4 separate regions of the Homo sapiens genome follow, and all the other regions are linked to region 3. The links are chromatin contacts, found by Hi-C or POLR2A ChIA-PET in ENCODE. All regions are on one chromosome and are shown on one strand. The core of a region is the stretch at or near the end of the contact, and the rest is flanking DNA. Distances in the headings are between cores, read along the strand shown. Region 1 overlaps LCLAT1 (lysocardiolipin acyltransferase 1). Region 2 overlaps LCLAT1 (lysocardiolipin acyltransferase 1). Region 3 has its middle 25 kb from the start of LCLAT1. Region 4 overlaps LBH (LBH regulator of Wnt signaling pathway).

What was found. A loop is a pair of places that touch in the nucleus more often than their neighbours do. ChIA-PET counts read pairs that join two places held with the same protein, here RNA polymerase II (POLR2A). Pooled maps may share reads with other maps.
Region 1: a pooled map shows a loop between it and region 3 (3-fold over the local background). The contact joins two enhancer-like sites. A Hi-C loop is called at or near these places in 1 of 50 pooled maps. POLR2A ChIA-PET finds 5 or more read pairs at or near these places in 3 of 52 experiments (activated CD4-positive, alpha-beta T cell, activated CD8-positive, alpha-beta memory T cell and activated T-cell).
Region 2: a loop to region 3 is called in a pooled map, with 2.3 times the contacts of the local background. The contact joins two enhancer-like sites. A Hi-C loop is called at or near these places in 2 of 168 maps with a recorded cell type or tissue (cardiac septum and heart left ventricle) and 1 of 50 pooled maps. POLR2A ChIA-PET finds 5 or more read pairs at or near these places in 3 of 52 experiments (A673, activated T-cell and naive thymus-derived CD8-positive, alpha-beta T cell).
Region 4: a map of CD8-positive, alpha-beta T cell shows a loop between it and region 3 (2.0-fold over the local background). The contact joins two enhancer-like sites. A Hi-C loop is called at or near these places in 6 of 168 maps with a recorded cell type or tissue (CD4-positive, alpha-beta T cell, CD4-positive, alpha-beta memory T cell, CD8-positive, alpha-beta T cell and 1 more) and 10 of 50 pooled maps. POLR2A ChIA-PET finds 5 or more read pairs at or near these places in 15 of 52 experiments (AG04449, B cell, BJ and 10 more).

What each region holds. Positions count from the first base shown.
Region 1 is chr2:30,564,149-30,567,325 of GRCh38, reverse strand. The region is part of intron 4 of LCLAT1 (lysocardiolipin acyltransferase 1); the gene reads right to left. Among named protein-coding and RNA genes, the nearest start is that of LCLAT1, 120 kb to the right of the region's middle. Within about 2 kb of position 1,370, at least 6 of the 41 ENCODE cell types and tissues checked have a DNase peak (open chromatin) inside an H3K27ac peak, as active enhancers do.
Region 2 is chr2:30,582,753-30,586,147 of GRCh38, reverse strand. The region is part of intron 5 of LCLAT1 (lysocardiolipin acyltransferase 1); the gene reads right to left. Among named protein-coding and RNA genes, the nearest start is that of LCLAT1, 140 kb to the right of the region's middle. Within about 2 kb of position 1,912, at least 2 of the 41 ENCODE cell types and tissues checked have a DNase peak (open chromatin) inside an H3K27ac peak, as active enhancers do.
Region 3 is chr2:30,420,537-30,423,944 of GRCh38, reverse strand. No RefSeq gene overlaps it. Among named protein-coding and RNA genes, the nearest start is that of LCLAT1, 25 kb to the left of the region's middle. Within about 2 kb of position 1,349, at least 16 of the 41 ENCODE cell types and tissues checked have a DNase peak (open chromatin) inside an H3K27ac peak, as active enhancers do; they include CD4-positive, alpha-beta T cell and CD8-positive, alpha-beta T cell, where a contact is called at or near this core.
Region 4 is chr2:30,251,538-30,254,788 of GRCh38, reverse strand. The region is part of intron 2 of LBH (LBH regulator of Wnt signaling pathway); the gene reads right to left. Among named protein-coding and RNA genes, the nearest start is that of LBH, 22 kb to the right of the region's middle. Within about 2 kb of position 1,693, at least 23 of the 41 ENCODE cell types and tissues checked have a DNase peak (open chromatin) inside an H3K27ac peak, as active enhancers do; they include CD4-positive, alpha-beta T cell and CD8-positive, alpha-beta T cell, where a contact is called at or near this core.

The sequences.
Region 1 (3,177 bases), core at 121-2,620, 140 kb before region 3:
ATTAAAAAAAATTATAACAAAGGCATAAATCGATTTTTATACATTTTCTGAAATTCATATTCATATCTTTTAATTTGTTTAAAAGATTTCATGAAAGTCAACATTCAATGAAAATTAAAATGCTAATAACTAAATTTTTTTATAAAACAATCCCTATATAACAAAATTGAAATATTAAAATATAAAATGCTAATAAAATAAAACTAAGACACTAACAAAATACAATGACCTAGACATCCAGAAGAAATAACTAGCAATCAAATATATCAGATCAACATTCTTTAAAATCCAATAATTTAGGCCTTCAATGTGAACTGAAATATCTGCCTTGCTCAGGCACAGAGTATGTTAATATTACTAACCCAAACCGCTCCATAACAAAATGGGCACATGATTAGCACATCATGTACAAATATCTGAACATGGTTTGGCTGAATATAGTTACGGAGTCAAGTACATGTTCCAGTTGTTGGCAAAACCTTCTTTTTCCATTCCATGAGGTAACTTTACAAGTTCCAAGAAGAACCAAACCCATTATTCAGCAAATACATTTGGAAAAAGTAAAGTGTTCAGAAATTTGGCCTCAACTGCTGGGAGAGATCATGAAATACTTTCTGATGACAGCAGATGTTAGAACCCGCAATCCTCAGCTGCATTCCGAAATTGATAAACTATTATTCCAAGTCACAAGAAAAATATCTATATCGACACAACTTTACTAGGAGTAAATTTAAGATCACGGAGTCCTCAAAGTCTCCAAAAACCATAGACGACTTCCACAACACTGAAATATTCAAAGAACACTCCTATAGAAGGTGTTACATCATTTTATGATAAAGGAATTGAGCCGGGCAAGTCAAAAGTAAAGGCCCTACACATGAAGAGTAGTAAGTTCCTCTCATATTCATTTGAGGATATCCTGGGCATGGGGCTACAAAACAATATTTATATTATAGACAGCTGACAGGACCTTAAATGGGATTAGGAATCCCATAGACACCACAAAGATGAGTAGTAACTACCCTTTAGTTTGGTCTTTCAGTTTATAAAACTCTGGGGATTCTGAAAGCAAAACTGAACTGTTGTAGAATGTGAGTACAAGTATAAACAGCTCTAAAACAAACAGTCACAATGTGGGACGGTAAAAATGATCAGAAATACAGAGAGATTAGAGATGTAGACTTTTCCATCTACCCCCTACTTCATCTACTCATCCCCAGACTCTGTTATTGCACTAGCATCCCACTTTCTGACCACAGCCTCCTGTCTTGTCACGTTACTCCCTGTAATTCTCCCACTCCTACACTCCTTCCGCCCATGGGACTACTAGCAGCTATTCTCAAACCAGCTGGGCATGTTCCCACCTCAGGATCGGTGCAGTTGCTGCTCCTCCCTTCACCCAGAATGCCTTTCACCCATACAGCTGCACGCTTTTCTGCTTTGTTCATTTAGTCCCTACTTAAACAGAAACTTAACAGAGAGGCTTTCCCTAACCACCTTAAACAAAACAGCACCCTACACCCCTTCTATGACTCTCTCTCTCTCCTTATCCTGCCTTATTTTTCTGCATAGCACTTATGACTGACATATTTTTATTAACTTATTAGTTTATCATCTGTCTTTCCTCACAGAACGTAAACTTCGTGAGAGTAGGGATAAAGATCCAGGCACTCATATATGTATTAAAAAGAATAAGTTTTATGTATATAGGTGTTATGTTATATGCAATAACATAATTGTTAGAATCTTTCCAAATCAGGGAAATGGAACTCAAAATTATCACATACTAATTGTGATGGCTAATTTTATATGTCAACTTTAATAGGCCACGATACTCAGGTATCTCATCAAATATTATTCTAGATGTTTCTGGGAAGGTATTTTTTAGAAGAGACTAATATTTAAATTAGTAGACTGAGTACAGCAGATGACCCTCCACAATGGGAGTAGGCCCCATCAAATCAGGTGAATGAAGACCTTAACAGAAAAAGACAGAAGTGCCCTCCTCTCCCCAACAAGGAAGAAAGAATTCTGCCTCTAGACTGCCTTTGGCCTTGAACTTCGACTACTTCCCGGGATCTCCACTCTGCCACCCTACCCTACAGATCGTGGACTTACCAAACCTCCACAACTGTAAGAGCCAATTCCTTAAAATAAATCTCAACCTCTTTCTATATATACACATCCTACTGGTTCTCTTTCTCTAGAGAACCCTAACTAATATGCCAATACAATATAGAACTCCCTAACCCAAGAATAACGAAGACATATGTATGGGTGCACATATGTCTGTGTGTGACCAAAATGACTCAAAAGAAATGGACCAAAATTAAAATAGTGTTCACTTATGGGCAGTGGGATTATAGCAAGTTTTGTGCATACTTCTATGTTTCCAAATTTTCCCAAATTAACATATATTGCTTCCATTAAAAAGTTATAACCAACAATAAAATATGAAGATAGAATATATGTAAAGTTAGATTTAAATGCACTAATTTAAATGTACATGCAAGCTAGATTCAGGACTTAAATTATAAAACAGTCTCACTGGGCTGAAAAACCCAGTTTAAGGTTAAGTATGGTAGTAACTAAACACCTTTTAATTAACAGATACTTTTTCCAAACTGGAGATATTTTGTTAGCCTATTTTTTAAAATGATTTTTTACCAACTCAATAAAATTATCTGTATTCTACTGTTAAAAAAATGTTTAAAACTTCAGGATCAGTCTGTTTTTTCTCCTTGGCAAAGTCTAGCTTCAAAGGTAAACATCATTTGCATTTAAAATATATATGCAACTACATCATGTAATGGTGAGCACTATGGACTCCAAAATTATGCAACTAGATGGAGAGTTCATCACCTACAAAAAGAAACCTGAGAACAAATACAGAATGAAAAAAGTTTTACATATACATTTTATGACTCTGAAGGTCTAATGTATGAACATATTAACACTAATGTAGCAGTAACATATGACCTTTCTTTCATTAGTTTTTATTTACCAAATAACTTTCAAAGTTGGCATTCTTTGGTGTACATTTTCGCATTCACAAATATAAACCTATCATTTCAGTGAATGGCTTTCTATACTCTATATTTATTAAATAAAGCTGATATTTCAATATCAAAATTTAGGTATTATACATTCTAAATATTATAAAATTTAAATATGGCC
Region 2 (3,395 bases), core at 663-3,162, 160 kb before region 3:
CTCAGCCTCTGGAGTAGCTGGGACTACAGGTGCCCACCATCACGTCTGGCTAATTTTTTTGTATTTTTTTAGTAGAGATGGGGTTTCACGTGTTAGCCAGGATGGTCTCGATCTCCGGACCTCGTGATCTGCCTGCCTCAGCTTCCCAAATTACAGGCGTGAGCCACCACGCCCGGCCATTCCTACTGTTTTAAGCAACCTAGTTTATGATAATTTGTTACAGCAGCCCTAGAAAATTAATACAGCAACCAAGAGTTTATTTGGCAGTAATCTGCATGGTTTAGGGGATTTTCTCCAGCAGAGCTAAATGCTAGTACAGGTATAGAGAAGGCAAGCAGCAGGCAAGACCCAGGAATGCACTTCTGCTGACTGTGTGCCACCCAAGAGCAACAGGGATAAGGTGTTCAAATACTAGCAAGAGTTTGGTTTAAACAATGGACCACAGAGTATAACCGATAAGAGAGAAAAGCATGAACACAGAAGGATGATTATGGATAGGGAAAAAGCATAAGGGTATTAAGGGAAGAGAGATCTTAATGAGAGTAAAAACAGCCTAGAGAGTGAGATGTTGCAATTTAACGTTTAACAGGTGGAGCAATTCCTGAAGACAAGATCCAAACTATGAAGTAGTGTGAATAATGAGGAGATCATGGAACTGGCATGAGTTATCATGCAGACGGTGAACTTACCTAAGAATGTGGCTAGACTAGAGAGGGAATGGAAGACTGAGCCAGGTGCTAAGTCTCCCCTCTCCAGTGAAATGAAGGCTGAGGCAGAGGATGTAGTGAAGGGTTGACTGATTTCTGAGAGAGGTAAAAGTTGCTATATTTAGATGACAAAAGGCTCAAAAAAATGTTTTTTGACTCGGTATTTTTTTTTACCGAGGATGGATAAATCAGAGGTAAATTAAGAACATTATATGGTAGTGAGATATGAGAAAATGAACAGCGCTTGAGAGGGAAACAAGGAAGAGGCATGGAGTCAGGAGACAGCTATGTTTTAATGAAGGCAATAAGGCAGATAGCATGGTCAACACAGAGGTAGTTTGAAAAATGAGCCCATCATCGTGATGATCAAGATTATTTCTCATTTACCCCATAGAGACTGTAACTTGGCTACAACATCACTCTGATATATAAAACCTTACCTCTACTCATGTCCTTTAGGTAAGCCTAGAGGGTTTTTTTTTTTTTTTTTTTTTGAAATATAGTAATATTGGTTCCTTATCAGGGCAGCAAGTGGTTCTTCCACTGGCAAACTTTTCCGATCACCCAAATCACCGGCACAAAGGAACATTGTTGGAAAGATCACTGATGCTTTATGATGTGCTTGAGACATCACTGAAGAACATAAAACTTTTATATTAGTCTAGAATATAGCCAGTTTTTATGGATTCTAATTATTACAGAGGCCTGATGGCCCTGAAGAAGATAAAAGTTGGACTAACTGCCATCATAGAACATTTTTTGCTAAGCTGCATCAGTATCTACAACCAAGTTTTGCTACTTAGAAAGCACTGTCTAATTATACACAGACAATAAACTAGAAAGAATTACAGCAAGAAATCCAGAGAACCTTCCAGGATATTGTCAGAGTGTGGCCATACACCATCAAGCTCTATACCATACAAAGCAGTGATATTCTTTAACCCTCTTTAAGACTGTGACATCTGTACCTACCATACACATTATATCTTGAATGAATTCATTAAAGTCAACAAGAAGCCTTCCTTATTATTAAAGCCATTCTAAATGTGATTCAGCCAGCCAGAACAGTTAAGAACAACTGCAACAACAACAAAGCTATTTTTGGCTAGATGCATTGAGTGCGGGTAAAAAAAGGAAGCAAGAACAGGGTAGTCAACAGGCTAACAGGGTAGAGAAGAGAGGTTCACGCATGTAACTACAACACTGAGGAATCTTAATAGACATACAGTTAAACTGCTACACGGATTCAGAAAAAGAAAAGACCAGTTTGGCTGACGGGATCCAAGAAGATGGCCACAAATAGAAATAAAAACAAACACTGCATGTTCTCACTCATAGGTGGGAGTTGAACAATGAGAACACATGGACACAGGGAGGGGAACAACACACACCAGGGCCTGCTGAGAGGTGGGGGGCGAGGGGAGGGAAGTTAGAGGAAGGGTCAACAGGTGCGGCAAACCACTTTGGCACACGTATCCCTAAGTAACAAACCTGCACGTTCTGCATATGTATCCTGGAACTTAAAAGGAAAGAAAAGAGCCCTTCCCTTATCTTCTTGTTTATTTCAAACATTCCCACCTAATTCAACATGAAAAAAACCAAACCAAAGCAAATTTAAAATCCTGAGTGGCTACACAAACACCACATATAATATACATACCAATAATTAGAAGCCTGAAAAATCCAATGGGTAGAAATTTAACAGTATTGGTAAAGACTGCCACAGAAATGATGGCAGCTCACTCGTCAAGATTCATTTTCTTCTTTTCTCTCCATTTGCTATCACTTAATATAATACACTGGCCAAATTCGGACAATTTCAGCAGATGGACCTGGAAGCTAAGGGTTTTATCTTTTCCAACCACCCTTCCCCAAGGTGAGAGTATGATGTTTCAGCATTATCTTGCCAGACAGAAACTGCATTGGGGGTTGTGGTGGGAAATCTGTTTACAAGTGGATGGACTAAAATACTGAAACAGAAAAAAAAATCAAGTATGTGCTTTTTAGGCCTTGGGTAAGGACAATGGCAGCCAGAGGACAACACTGCTATTGTGGTGATGTAGAACACTATTTTTGGATGGCACTTTAATGAAACAACGAAACCCATGATCTTAAAGTTTACAGAAATGAAATTTGACTTGTAATTGCTACCTATCTCTATTCCCAAGATAGCAAAAGAGGCAATAGATGCATCTGAGAAACTTCTGGTTTAGCTCCTCAAATTGCAAATTAAGATCTAAATACTGAGTTTTATTTTAACAGTAAGCCATACTATCATCCTTTTGATTAATACCCAATAGCTAGTTATATGTGTTGGCTAATTTAGCTTATCTTAAACTTGTGTGCCAACACTTTAAATAAAAACACTTTAAATAAAGAGCTAATTAGAGTATAAAATAAAATGAACTGGTTTATAGTGCAGAAAAATGGTCAGCAGAATACAAAGATCTGAATTATTAAAAGTTCTGAAGTCATAAAAGAGGATGACCTTTATAAAAGAATAGCAATCTGCTTCAATTTATGTAAATGTTACAAGCTATTAGCCAATGGAACTTAAGGCTGCATAAAAGGTGAGAATTCTCAGGCATATTCCATCATACTCTGTGACATCTAACATTCCCATTTTCTGTAATTGCTGCCTCTTTGATGTTTTCATCCTGAGTTTTCCTCTCCTAGCCAAACGTTATA
Region 3 (3,408 bases), core at 100-2,599:
AGCCTGGGCGACAGAGCAAGACTCTGTCTCAAAAAAAAAAAAAAAAAAAAAGGATAGATACTCAGGCCTGCTGGAGAATTAGTGAGGCTCCATGGAAAATGGAGATTTGGGGTCTTTTGTTCAAATAGCAGGAGAAGAGTGTTGTTAAAGGTACTAAAATATAAAGCTTTTTTGTTTGTTTTCTGCAGTTTCCCTCTCAACTTGTCATGGCATTTTAAAATTTGCTATATAAGATCCTTCTAAGAAAAATGATCATTTAAAAATTGTCACCATAAATTTTATCATTTATGTTTATGTTGTATAATGCCAGTTTTAAATATAGGCATAAGAGTGTTTAATGAAATTACAAAATTCATATTTTATAGCTCATACATGTGTATGGACTTAGTTTTTAGCAGAACAGTGAAAACTCTGCATAAAACTAATTCAATGATTTTTATTTCATTTCCTAATATATGACATCCTACCAACACCGCCTGCCTTTGGCATGCTGATGAGGGAAGAAGGTCTAAAAAGACTATGGGTTGCCCAATCTTTCCCTTTCCTTCTATGCCATTATTTTCGGTGTATGTGTATAATTGAGGCACTGACAGTCCCCCGAGGCAACATGAGAACTTGCTTCAAATGTAGAAAGAAAGTAATGGAGTTCTAAGGAACACAAATGACCACGGAATCCTATCATATCTTCTTTTTTTTTTTTTTTGAGACAGAGTCTTGCTCTGTCCCCCAGGCTGGAGTGCAGTGGTATGATCTTGGCTCACTGCAACCTCCACCTCCAAGGTTCAAGCAATTCTTGTGCCTCAGCCTCTGGAGTAGCTGGGACTACAGGCATGTGCCACCATGCCTGGCTACTTTTTTGTATTTTTAGTAGGGACAGAGTTTTGCCATGTTGCCCAGGCTGGTCTCGAACTCCTGAGCTCTGACAATCCACCCGCCTCGGCCTCCCAAAGTGTTAGGATTACAGGCATAAGCTACTGCCCCCGGCCCCTATTATATCTTTTCTTATTCATGTTACTTCCCTGCAGTATATTAGGATTGGCTTAGAATGTGCCTTTCTAGAACCACTGTATATTTAAAAAGAACCACAAAACCTTTGACCCTCTTTCCACTATGTCTTTTCCAGTATGTGTCTTCATAAAAGGGAGCTCTGAAAAGCTTAGACCCAGAATATATGCTCACCTGCATGGCTCAGTGATATAGGAATTAAAGGATTCTTGAGTAAAAAGAATGAGTGTATTTGTCACTGTGGCAAGGGTGTTGGGGCGATGCTAGAGGATATGCGACAATGTGTGTGGGTGGTGAGTGCATGTCATGCCTGGGCGAGGCTTAGAAGGGGTGTGGTATGTGTTCCTGTGTGTATGCCCTGTGTGTGTGTTGGGGGCGGGGGTGGTATTTGTGGCACATATTTTATGTGTCTGTGTGATTGGTAGATAGGGTTTGTGGTGTGTTTGTATATGTGTGCAATATGAAATGAATATTAGTTTTAGTTTTTTCAGCACACTTTTCCTCTGGGCTGTGTAGCCCACAACTTTTGTTTCCCCTGAAATGCCAGTCTGTTCTCATGTTCTTCTAAGTAAAATAACATGCAGCTTTTAGACATTCACAAACAAAACCCAGTGGTTTTTATCTGAGTCAAGCGCTCCCTGGGGCTTTGCTCTTTTTTTTTTTTTCTCCTCTCCTTCCTGTAAATCCATTTTATGCGTTGGAGCTAGAAGATGACATCTTGTTACATCATGTTAGACAGCACCATAATTTTTTCCAGCTAACCATTTCCAATCTGGCTAAGCAGACAGAACTGAACAATGACAACCAAGCAGAAATAAAGGATCGGCTCACAGCCCTGCAGGGTGGACTCGGAGGAGCCTTGTCCCCAGATCTGAAGTCGACTCGCCGTGTTTTAAGTTTTAACTCCTTAGATTGGGGAGGACGAAATCTGTTCAGGTTCACAGCTCTTCCAGTGATAATGCATAGTCTTTCTCTGCTGGAGCTGAGGATGCCTGTTGTGGGGAGGGGCCTCTGCAAGGGGAGGGAGCAATAGGGTGAGACTGATGGCTTGCCTGAGGTCCTTTCTATACTATGCACAGGTCAGGCCTGTCTTTTGCTTTCCAGCTGCAGCTGCTATTTATAGTCTTGTCTCTGTTTGCTATTCTGCCTGTGACCCCTGTAGTCAGCTCAAGGCCTGTGTTTAAAAAGAGCTCTTCTATGCTCATGTTCAAGCCCACCACGGAGGCTTTCCTTTAGCAGTCTGTGTGCCAAAACTCAGTGAAAGGTCTCTGCAGATCCCCTCCCCACCTCCTGGTATGCCGTGCATCAGATTGGGTGTCTGAGTTCCCTCAACGTTGCCATGCATCTCCACCTGCAGCCTGTGATGTGGTGAGAAATAGTTCTAGGTGGGAGTTGTGCTATATCTCTTACATCTTATTGTGGGTGTTCTGCCAGAATGCCCCTTCCAAACAAATCTCATTATGTCAGCCTTTGGCCTAAAAATATTCACTAACTTACTAGCTGTACTGCCTAGATAACTAAGACAAAAAACTTTAAGATCTATAAAGTCAGCGATGTGTATGAATACCAAACTCAGAGCCAGGTGATCCAAGTTTGAACCATAACTCCAAGCTGTGTGACTCTGAGCAAGTCAGTGACATTCTCTGAGCTTCCCCATCCTGCTTGCAAAGAGATTGCCTGCTTCGTGGGGGTGGGGATGCTGCAAGGACTAGGTTGAGAAAGTAACCTGGAAGCCTCCCTACTTGCACATTCTGCTATCTCAACTTCTCAGACTTCCCAAAAGAATGTGGCAACAAATGAAGGTGGGGAGGAATTGAGATGCTCTGGAGATAACAGAGAAAAAGATTTCTAGGTGTGACTCAATCAGCCAGTAATGGATTTTTTTAAATTGAAAAATACTCAAGATCGAAACTTAGAAGGTATGTGTATATATTGTAAATGTGATACAGGTCAGTAAAAATCAGTTGAACACATACTGCATGCCAGTCAATGTAATCAACAGCAGAGATATCAAGAAAAACACACAGAAATAATTAAAACAAAATGTTTTTGTGATTCTTACCACAAAAAAAGGGAAATTATATCGAAACAACCACAAAAAGGATCCAGAACTCACTCTCACTACATAAATTTAAAATGTGATAAATATGAGAGTAAGAAAAGATTATTTAATGAGAACTAGGAGTATCACTGGTCATAAATTTGGAAAATGTTTTGTTTAGATCAATTCTTTATATCATCTAGAAAATGGCAATTGGGCTAAGAATTATACATAAATAGACAAATTATACGACAAAACTACAAAAATTCAGCATAAAACAGCCAGATCAATAGAGAAATAGGTTCTCAATTTTGGAGCAATAGAATAAATCATGAAGATTGACAGGCCCAAATAAATATTTT
Region 4 (3,251 bases), core at 444-2,943, 170 kb after region 3:
CCTGCCTCCACCCTCTGACCTCACTGCCAGGATTGTGCCTACCTGTGCCAGGGCCACATTGTCAGGGCTGGGAGAGTGAAAACCCAATTCTAACTATGACAGCCTAAGCCAAGGAAAAGCAAAAGGCATGACAAGCAGGGCAGGCCCAGCAAAAGGAGGAGGGGGGGAGGGGGAGGAGGAGGAGGAAGAGAGGAGGAAGAGGACGAAGAGGAGGAGAGGGGTGGGAAGCATTGGATTTCACTTCAAGCTGGAAACAGGTCTTTCATTAAAATAAGGAAAAAAATCTAATGATGATGATGATGGATGAAATTTTTCCTGAGCAGAATCTCAAACCTCACAATAATTCTAGTTACCACCCCCCAACTTATCCACAGTTTTGCTTTTCTTGGTTTCAGTTACCCACGGTCAACTGCAATCCCAAGATAGGTAGGTACGGTACAATAAGATATTGTGAGACAGAGACAGAGACAGAGAGAGACCACATTCACATAGCTTTTGTTGCAGTATAGTGTTATAATTGTTCTATTTTATTGTTAGCTATCATTGTTAATCTCACATTGAGTCTAATTTATAAATTAACCTTTATCACAGGTATGGATGTATAGGATAAAACATAGCATATGTGGGTTTGGTATTATCTGTGGTTTCAGGCAACCACTGTGTGTCCTGGAACGTATCCCCCAGAGATAACGGGGACTACTGTAACCCTATTTTGTGGATAAGAAACCTGAAGCACAGAGACGGTATGTGACTTGCTCAAAGCCACGCACCTGGGAAGCAGCTGAACTGGGATCCAAACTCAGACCTGTAGGACTTCAAATGAAGCGTTCACTTGATAGCATGGGTTAAGCCACACAACCCAGGTGCTCACTATGTCCTTGACCACCATTGTATAACTCCGGTCAAGTCCTCTCAACCCCAAACACCTCAGTTTCTCCTTTTGAGACATGAGGTGACCTTCTTGTCTCACTAGATGGGTACAAGTTCTTGGCAAATATAAAGATGATAAAATACTTTGAGGACATAAGCAAAATTGAAACTATAATGTCCTCTTTGGAGCAGTTTCAAAAGAACTACAGTAAGCATCCAATCTCCAAGCAAGAGGGAGTCATATGAACACAGTAATTAAAATAATTCCAAACAGCGCCATTCATACCGAGAGCTCCACAATTAAGTCTTTTAAGACCTTGCAAGAGGTCTGAGAATTGAACTTCTGATACTGCTTAGCTGCCAGAGGACTTTGCTCCCTGAATTGCTCGAAGCAAGCACTGTTTAAATTTTTTTGTTTGTTTGTTTACAAAGCCTATTAATTGTATTTTTAAAAATTACTACAATAATCGAACCCTTCCATCAGAGATCTTATTTTATTATCAGATTATACCCATTTGGGCCTCAAAATTGTAGCTCTCTCCAAACACAAAAAGTACCCAGAACCAACAGCTTCTGGTTTCCTTACAGACAGACAGAAAGCCTTGCAAAGTGCTGCTGAGTAATTTGCCAGCACAATCTTATCTCTGACAGCTGCTTCAGAGGCTGACCCCAAGGAGGTCAACATTTTTCCACTAAGTCATGCTTTTTAATCATCTAGGCAGCAGAAAAATGAGAGGTTGCAACTGCAATTTGACGGGTGGGGTAGGCAGTGGAAAAAAGGACTTGAGTCAGACTTGCCAAGCACATGACAGGTAGGGGTTGAGGCGGCAGGCCAGGCCGGCATGCTGCCTGCCTGCAGGAACTGGCAGGGAGTAAAGAACTGCCCCTGTTCCCAAAAGAAACTGCTTCTGGTTAAACCTCTTTCCCCAAAGTGCTCCTTCTCTCTGTACTACAGAAAGGCAAAAACAAACACAAATCATTTTCCCTTCTCTCTGCAGCTCTCAGAGGCATTTCTCACCCTCAGCCCAGGGTAGGGCAGGTCTAGAAGAATCCACCCCCAGCTGTGATTCTCCCAGCCCTACACCTTCCTCCCTCTGCCAGCCCTGGACTCCACATCCAGCAGCCACATTGGGCTGCCAAAGCTGATGGCTGAAATGAATCCAATGGACACCAAGTGTGTTAGTCCATTCTCATGCTACTATGAAGAAATCCCCAAGACTGGGTAATTTATAAAGGAAAGAGGTTTTTTTTTTTTTTGAGACGGAGTCTCGCTCTGTCACCCAGGCTGGAGTGCAGTGGCACGATCTCTGCTCACTGCAAGCTCCGCCTCCTGGGTTCACGCCATTCTCCTGCCTCAGCCTCCTGAGTAGCTTCGACGACAGGCGCCCGCCACCACGCCCGGCTAATTTTTTGTATTTTTAGTAGAGACGATGGTTCACCATGTTAGCCAGTATGGTCTCAATCTCCTGACCTCATGATCCGCCCGCCCTGGCCTCCCAAAGTGCTGGGATTACAGGCATGAGCCACTGCACCTGGCCTAAAGGAAAGAGGTTTAATTGCCTCACGGTTCCACATGGCTAGGAAGGCCTCAGGAAACTTACAATCATGGTGGAAGCGGAAGCAAACACATCCTTCTTCACAAGGTGGCAGGAGAGAGAAGTGCCGAGCAAAGGGAGAAAAGCCCCTTATAAAACCATCTGATCTTATGAGATCTCACTTACTATCATGATGAGAATGGCATGAGAGTAACCGCCCCCATGATTCAATTACCTCCTACCAGGTCCCTCCCATGAGACAAGGGGATTATGGGAACTACAATTCAAGATAAGATCTGGGTGGGGACACGGCCAAGCCATATCACCAAGTTCCATCCTTTGCAAATGGAATGAAGCCTTGACATTTACACACACCATGAATCTCCCAGGTCTTGCATTCTCCACTGTGTAGAAAAGTAAGCACCATTGTTCATCTCAGAAGCTCACCCTCAGGCCCAGGATTCTCTGCTCCAACAGCCTCTGCTGTTGGTCGGCCAAACAAACGCCCTGGGCTTCCCTGAAACATCTTGCTGCCTTCATCATCCTCATACTAAATCATCTATCCAACAAAGCAGCCACTCACCACACAGGGCCATTTAAAGTTACATTAAATTGATGTTTATATTATATCACATATAAATTTCTGTTAATAAAAATAAAATAAAAATTTTAGCCACCTTTCTTATTTTTTATTAGTTTTTTTTTTTTTTTTTTCTTGAGATAGGGTCTTGTTTTGTCACCCAGACTAGAGTGCAATGGCACAATCTCAGCTCACTGTAGCCTCAACCTTCCAGGATCAAGTGATCCTCCCACTTCAGCCTCCCAAAGTGCTGGGATTACAGGCAT